Linked DNA regions of Homo sapiens: all the other regions are linked to region 1. Evidence: read pairs that join two places in POLR2A ChIA-PET (ENCODE). Cell type or tissue: CD4-positive, alpha-beta T cell. All regions are shown on one strand.

Evidence for each region. ChIA-PET counts read pairs that join two places held together with the same protein. Peaks named below come from ENCODE experiments on the same cell type or tissue, not always from the same donor. Only the 100,000 strongest peaks of a DNase experiment are listed, where the experiment ranks them.
Region 2: POLR2A ChIA-PET joins it to region 1 with 8 read pairs; 2 of 35 experiments call an interaction of 5 or more read pairs at or near these places.
Region 3: POLR2A ChIA-PET joins it to region 1 with 9 read pairs; 1 of 35 experiments calls an interaction of 5 or more read pairs at or near these places.

The regions. Positions count from the first base shown.
Region 1 is chr17:64,105,605-64,108,104 of GRCh38, forward strand. All of the region lies in intron 1 of ERN1 (endoplasmic reticulum to nucleus signaling 1), which reads right to left. Among named protein-coding and RNA genes, the nearest start is that of ERN1, 23 kb to the right of the region's middle. In CD4-positive, alpha-beta T cell, no CTCF peak of the experiment used is centred here; a DNase peak (open chromatin) is centred at 1,157; H3K27ac peaks cover 937 bases.
Region 2 is chr17:64,395,890-64,398,389 of GRCh38, forward strand. No RefSeq gene overlaps it. Among named protein-coding and RNA genes, the nearest start is that of PECAM1, 6.3 kb to the left of the region's middle. In CD4-positive, alpha-beta T cell, no CTCF peak of the experiment used is centred here; no DNase peak of the experiment used is centred here; H3K4me3 peaks cover 2,009 bases.
Region 3 is chr17:65,019,099-65,021,598 of GRCh38, forward strand. The region is part of intron 2 of GNA13 (G protein subunit alpha 13); the gene reads right to left. Among named protein-coding and RNA genes, the nearest start is that of GNA13, 36 kb to the right of the region's middle. In CD4-positive, alpha-beta T cell, no CTCF peak of the experiment used is centred here; a DNase peak (open chromatin) is centred at 1,383.

The DNA of each region.
Region 1 (2,500 bases):
ATAGTCCTCTGTGTTCATTGGATTACTGTTATATTGCATAATCCCAACTTTAGTTTTATTTATTTAAGGTTAAGAAAACAGCCGGGCACAGTGGCTCACGCCTGTAATCCCAGCATTTTGGGAGGCCAAGGTGGGCAGATCACCTGAGATCAGGAGTTCGAGACCAGCCTGGCCAACGTGGTGAAACCCTGTCTCTACTAAAAATACAAAAATTAGCCAGGCATGGTGTAATCCCAGCTACTTGGGAAGCTGAGGCAGGAGAATCGATTGAACCTGGGAGGCGGAGGTTGCAGTGAGCCGAGATGGTGCCGTTGCACTCCAGTCCAGCCTAGGCGACAAGAGCAAAACTCCAACTCAAAAAAAAAAAAAAGAAAGAAAACCATTCCTCCAAACTAAAAATACTTACATAATTTGAGCAAGGACAATAGAATATCATACAATACCATGTGTACCTCAGTTCCTGGAACCCGCAACCTGCCAACAACAGCCAGGCTGCCTTTTGCAGTGCAGGGTTCCTTGCCAGGACTCAAATCTACTGGATGGTTGGCACAGAGGTAAAGCAATAAATTGGCGTTAAGGGTTCCTTTTAGTTGGCTACTGAATACATATTACAGTATTAAAGGTAAGACTTGAAACAAGTTATGCAAGTGAGAGAAGGATTATATAAGAAAGATTTCCAAGATATTTTGTTTTACTGCCCAGTTAGGACATATGAAATCTTGAGAACAATTAAAAGTGCATGTTGCTAAATGTAGAATAATGATTTCAAGTGGATTAGAATGTGCTAAGGAATTAGAGCTTATAATTATTAACCTTGGCAATCATGCTTGGAGGTGGGAAGGGCATGCCACACAGGGGAATGTGCCTATGCCAAAGCACCTATCAAAAAAAGCAAGATAAGGCTGATCCACCACACATGTGGATGTGGTGAGGGGTGCTGTCTAGATGGATAAGAAAGTAGGGGTTAATAATGAGTAATGGCAAATAGACTGGATTATTCTGCTGGCTATAACCGGCTGAAAGCCACAGGATGGATCAGCTGATTTTAAGAAATACCAGTAAGACACTTTCTGGCATGCCATAACAGGACACCAGTCCTACAGGGTTTCTTACACACACACACACACACACACACACACACACACACACACACACACACAAGCTCGCTGTCTCTTTCTCTCATAGGACACCAGTCCTACAGGGTTTCTTATACACACACACAAGCTCTCTCTCACTCAACCTGTGCAGTAACATCAAAACAACAGGAAGAAGTACCTCAAAATGGTATTCTATAACACAGACCCTTGAAAGGCACTAAAGGATATTCAAAACAAGGACATCTGTGTCTACAATTCTTCTACTTGCAGCAATATTATCTGTCTCAGACTATAAACTCAAAGCCTGGGCATTTGTGATTCTCTGCTTTATAAAGGCAGCCAGCAGAGTACCGCTTTCTAATACCATTTCATCACATAGTAGGAGACTGTCCGATCATGGCCAAAAAGACATCAAAAATTCACCAAAGCAGTAGAACACTGAAATCAGTGCCCAGTAAGTGCAAAGGTCCATGACATAAAACTCTCTCAATGATTAAAGCAAGCCCTCAGAGTAAAAGCCTCACAATGATCAGGAGGGGCTCAACTCTCCGCTCACAAAGGACTATCTTTGAAGTTATGTTAAGTAAAGACTTAATTAAGACAGATACAAAAAAAATTTGTTTTGTTTTGTTTCTTTGAGACAGGGTCTTGCTCTGTCACCCAGGCTGGAGTACAGCAGCACAAATCATGGCTCACTGCAGCCTCGACCTCCTGGGCTCAAGCGATTCTCCCACCTCAGCCTCCCGAGTAGCTGCGACTACAAGCATGCACCACTATGCCTGGCTTTTTATTTCATTTTTTGTAGAGATGGGGTCCTACTATGTTGCCCAGGCTGGTGTTGAACTCCTGGGCTCAAGCAATCTTCCCGCCTCACCTCTCAAAGTGCTGGGATTACAGGCTTGAGCGGCTGGCCTACAAAACAGATTTTTATTCAAATCAAACCCTGTTCCCTGACCCTCATCTCATTTACACATACTGCAGCAAAGTACTTATACCCAAATATGGAGATTTCTATACAGCCACCTGAACAGTGAGTAACAAATATTTCACTACTTTTAGTCTCCTGTCTGTGGAAGAACATTCAGAACTGAATTAAAACATCAGCCATAGACACAAACAAAAGTCTTACTGTTTTAAAGATTTCAGTCCACCAGTAAATCATTCCAAATTCTGTTATACTTCGTTTACCTGTGTGTAGGTCAGCAATAATCCATCAACCATACAGTTCCTTCTAACCAGTCTATCGGCTGTTATGTTTCCTGATATTAAGTCAATAAAGGCAACCATGACATTTGCTTTGGATGGGAGTCAAGTGTCTAGCTGGGATGCAGAAAAGGCCAAGGCCTAACTGAACAGCACTGTGTGGTTTCCAAACTAAGCAGCTGAGAGAGTTAAACTTTCAG
Region 2 (2,500 bases), 290 kb after region 1:
ATGAAAAAAAAGTTCTGTTTTGCCAAAAAAAAAAAAAAAAAAATTAGTCAAGAGAAAAACTACTAACTGGAAAAAATGTTTGCAACTCACATCACGGACAAAGAGCTAACTTCCCTAGTGTGTGAAGAACACTCATAAATTAAGAAGAAAAAGTTCGGGAGTCTGTCTAAGCTACTCTGGCTTGGGAGGCTGCCTGATTAAAAGAAAGAAAATAAAAGAGAAGAAGAAAAAGAAAAGACCAACAATCCAATAGAAAAATGGGCAAAGAATATGAACAGATAGTTTCCATAATGTAAGAAAAAGTATCTGAAATTGGAAATAGGCAAAAATGAGTACTGCATGCCTGTCCAGGGTTTACCTCACACTCTAAGGTTATTAACGTTTGTTTGACTTGCTATTTACAGTAGACTAGAATACTTTACAATCAGTAGGGGAGGGTAAACATTAACTTGTAGAAAGTCAGTAAGGATGCAAAGGATTCTTATTATCTGTGGCAGAGGGGTGGGTGGCAGAAACTGAGCAGTTGGGGACTTTTCTTTGTAAAGCTTTCTGTACTTTTGTTATTTAAATCATGTGACTGTATTACCCTTTCACTTTTTTCTTTTTTTTTTGAGATGGAGTCTTGCGCTGTTGCCCAGGCTGTTGTGCAGTGGCACTATCTCAGCTCACTGCAACCTCCACCTCCAGGGTTCAAGTGATTCTCCTGCCTCAGCCTCCTGAGTAGCTGGGACTACAGGCATGTGCCACCATGCCCAGCTAATTTTCGTATTTTTAGTAGAGATGGGGTTTCACCGTGTTGGCCAGACTGGTCTTGAACTCCTGACCTCGGGTGATCCACCCACCCACCTTGGTCTCCCAAACTGCTGGGATTACAGGCGGGAGCCACCGTGCCCGGCAGTATTACCTTTAAAATTTTAATTAAGAAATTGAATTTCTGTTCAGCTTTATGAAGTATTATATAATTGACATAAAATAAGCTGTGTTTAAAGTATACACTCAGAAAAGTGTTGACATGTGTATACTGATGAAACAACCTCCACAATCAAGGAAGCAGACACATCCACCACCCCCAAAAGGTTCCTATGCCCCTCGTCTCCCTTGCCCTCTGCACCCTCCCCACTGCAAAGATTGATCTGCTTTCTGATTAGTTTCCATGTTCTGGAATTTTGTAAAGATTCATACAGTATGTACCTTTTATTATTATTATCATTATCTTTGGTGTGTCTTTTTTCTTTTTCTTTTTTTTTTTTTTTTGAGACAGAGTCTCTCTCTGTTGCCCAGGCTGGAGCACAGTGGCACAATCTCGGCTCACTGCAACCTCCACCTCCCAGGTTCAAGCAATTCTCTGCCTCAGCCTCTGGAGTAGCTGGGATTACAGGCACCTGCCACCACGCCTGGCTAATTTTTTGTATTTTTAGTAGAGACAGGGTTTCACCGTGTTAGCCAGGATGGTCTCGATCTCCTGACCTCGTGATCCGCCCGCCTCGGCCTCCCAAAGTGCTGGGATTACAGGCGTGAGCCACCGCGCCTGGCCTTTTTTTTTTTTTTTTTTTTTTTTGAGACAGGGTCTTGCTCTGTGGCCCAGGCTGGAGTGCAGTGCCGCAATCTTGGCTTGCTGCAACCTCTGCCTCCTGGGTTCAAGCAACTCTCCTGCCTCAGCCTCCCGAGTAGCTGGGATCACAGGTGTGCACCACCATGCCCAGCTAATTTTTGTATTTTTAGTAGAGATGGGATGTCACCATGTTGGCCAGGCTGGTCTCAAACTCCTGACCATAAGCAATCCGCCCACCTCAACCTCCCAAACTGCTGAGATTACAGGCATGAACCACCGCACCCAGCCAACATCTTTTTTTTGAGACAGGGTCTCACTCTGTCTCCTAGGCTGGAGTGCAGTGGCACAATCATGGCTCACGGCAGCCTCAAACTCCTGAGCTCAAGCAATCCTCCCACCTCAGCCTCCCAAGTAGCTGGGACTACAGGTGTGCACCACCACGCACAGCTAATTTTTTACTTTTTGTAGAGACAGGGTCTTGCCCAGGCTGGAATCCAGCTTCTTGTCTCAGAAGATCCTCCAGCCTCAGCCTCCCAAAGTGCTGGGATTATAGGCATGAGCCACTATGCCTGGCCTGGCCTTTTTCAATATAGTAAATTGAATGGGTTTTTATTCGTTTGTGGGCCTCTCCTTTCTCCTCACTTCTTCCCCTTGACCTTGGTGGATTCCTTGATTGGGTTGAGGCAAAGGTTCCCACACGGCTTTGGCTTCTTGGTAACTGATCAAGAGACTGACTCCTACATAACCAAGGGACCCCAGGAGTTCCCACCAGGCTTAACAAACTCACCCAGGACCCTGTTTCTCCCATGGTGTTGTTCGCTTCTTCTCAGCCAAGCAGAATTGAAGGAGGACAGACACACAGTTATTCCTACCTGCAGTGCTCCTGCCTTCAAATACCGGGGAAGTAACGCAGATCCGAAACATAGCGACTCGTTAACTGCACAGAAA
Region 3 (2,500 bases), 910 kb after region 1:
TTCCTGAAGCAGCACCTCATTTAGTATGCCTGGGCATCATGTGAAGATCTCCTCACACTGCAGGCTCCGGTTTAGTAGGTCTGGGTGGGACCCCAGTTTCTGCAATTCAAGGAGTGCCTGGGACCACACTTTGAGTCACAAAGCTTGAAAGTAGCAGTTCTATAATTTTTTGGTCTCAAGATCACACAATATGATCCAGCAATGGCACTGCTAGGTATATACCCAAAAGAAAGGAAATGAGTATATGGAGGAGAGAGATATCTGCACCCCCACGTTTACTGCTGCACTCTTCACAAAAGCCAAGATTTGGAAGCAGCCTAAGTGTCCATCAACAGATGAATGGGTAAAGAAAATGTGATACACATACAGAATGGTGTCCTATTTAGCTATAAAAAAGAATGAGATTCAGTCATTTGCAACAACATATATGGAAGTGTAGGTCACTATGTTAAGTGAAGTAAGACAGACACAAAAAGACAAACATTGCATGCTATCACTTATTGGTAGGAGCTAAAAATCAAAGCAATTGAACCCATGGAGATAGAAAGAAGGATGGTTACCAAAGGCTGGGAAGGGCAGCAAGGGTTGGGGTGGCAGGAGGTGGGGACGGCTAATAGGTACAAAAGATAGTTAAAGTGAATGAATATGGACCAGTATTTGATAGCACAACAGGGTGACTATAGTCACTAATAATTTAAGTGTACATTTAGAAATAACCAAAAGAGTATAATTGGATTGTTTGTAACATAAAGGATAAATGCCTGAAGGGAGAGATACCCTATCTTCCATGAGTGATTATTACGCATTGCATGCCTCTATCAAAACAGCTCATGTACGCCAGAAATATATGAATCTATTATGTGCCCACAAAAATTAAAAACAGAAAAATTAAAAAAATAAAAACGGAAGACATGGAAACAAATGATGATGTCTCTGGACTCAATAAGCTCAACAGCTTCTGATCACTTCTTTTTGTGTTTAGTGTCCTCATTCAAATTTTATACAAAGCTCAGTACGAGGCAACTGGTATCCTCTCCTCCTACCTTCCTAAAGTGTCTGGCAGATAAAATATGAATTACTGGGAGGAAGTTACCCTTCAATATTTTTTTCTTAACAATTTCAGAAGTGATCAAAGTCTTCTTGTTTTCTAATATTAATGTTAAGGAACAGATGTGAATTTCAGTCCTTTCTCTAACAAGGAGTGATCTGGCCAAGTCTCTAAACTCCTCCAGGTCTCCATTTCCCCCAGAGTTACATGAAGAAGTTCAGTGGTTCAATGGATAACCAACCGCTTAAGTTCTGCCCTGTGCAACAATTTCAGTTAGTTCCACTGATTTCAAGTTAAGTTCTCCTTTCCTCATAGGCCATGTGTTTGTTAATCCTAAATCTGCTTTTGTTGTGACTCATTCAAGCGGTGTTGCTTCCACGTTCTTTGCTAATAAATAAAGGATTTAATGTATTGTGCAAGAATATTATGGGTTTAAGACTCACTTTTTGCTGGTTGTAACTTGAGGCTCTCATATTTTTCCCAGTTCATTTTATGTTACTGAAGGGAATTTTTTTTTTTTTTGAGACAGGGTCTCAATCTGTTGCCCAGGCTGGGGTGCAATGGCGCGATCTTGGCTCAATACAACCTCCACCTCCCGGGTTCAAGCCATTCTCCTGCCTCAGCCTCTGGGGTAGCTGGGATTACAGGTGTGTGCCTCCGCGCCTGGCTAATTTTTGTATTTTTAGTAGAGACAGGGTTTCCCCATGTTGGCCAGGCTGGTCTTGAACTCCTGACCTCAGGTGATCCACCCGTCTCGGCCTCCCAAAGTGCTGGGATTATAGGTGTGAGCCACCATGACCGGCCTGGAAATTTTAAAAATAAAATTTCAAAGAAATTTCATTTCACAGTTAACACTTTAAAAACTTAAGATTATTTTATTCGGCCCTTAGCTCTTTTTTCTCTGTTCAGAACACTACAGGTAAGTTTCTAGGTTACTGTAGTAAGGCTGAAGAGTAAAAGTAGCATGGCACTCTGAAAAGTGTTCCAATATTTCTTTAGCCTTGTGGATATTTCAGTTCCATTTAAATGGCATAGCAGCCAGTGTACCTGGGTTCCAGCCCCAAGATAGACTTTATTACTGACAAAGTCAACAAACAATATTAGGTGAGCTTCAGTGACCCTTTGAGTATTAGAAGTCTATGAGGTTCCACGAACCATATTTCTTACGAGTTTTACAAAATGGTGTCTAAGCTGGGAATGGCTTCAATGTTGCCCCCACTTCACAACAATAATTTGTTATAAACATCCTTTGCTTGTAAAGACAAAATGGGTCTGGAGTCCTAAGCTTGAAGGTAACAGAAAAGCTAAGAACAAAAGTTAGAAAATAATTTCTATTAAATTCATAGTCATACAGAGAGAGGCTTAGCAGCTTATCGACCCAGTTACTGAACAAGTGACATTTGTATTCAATGCTCTCTTCTGCACAGCTAAAATATTAAAAGGAAAGGATTT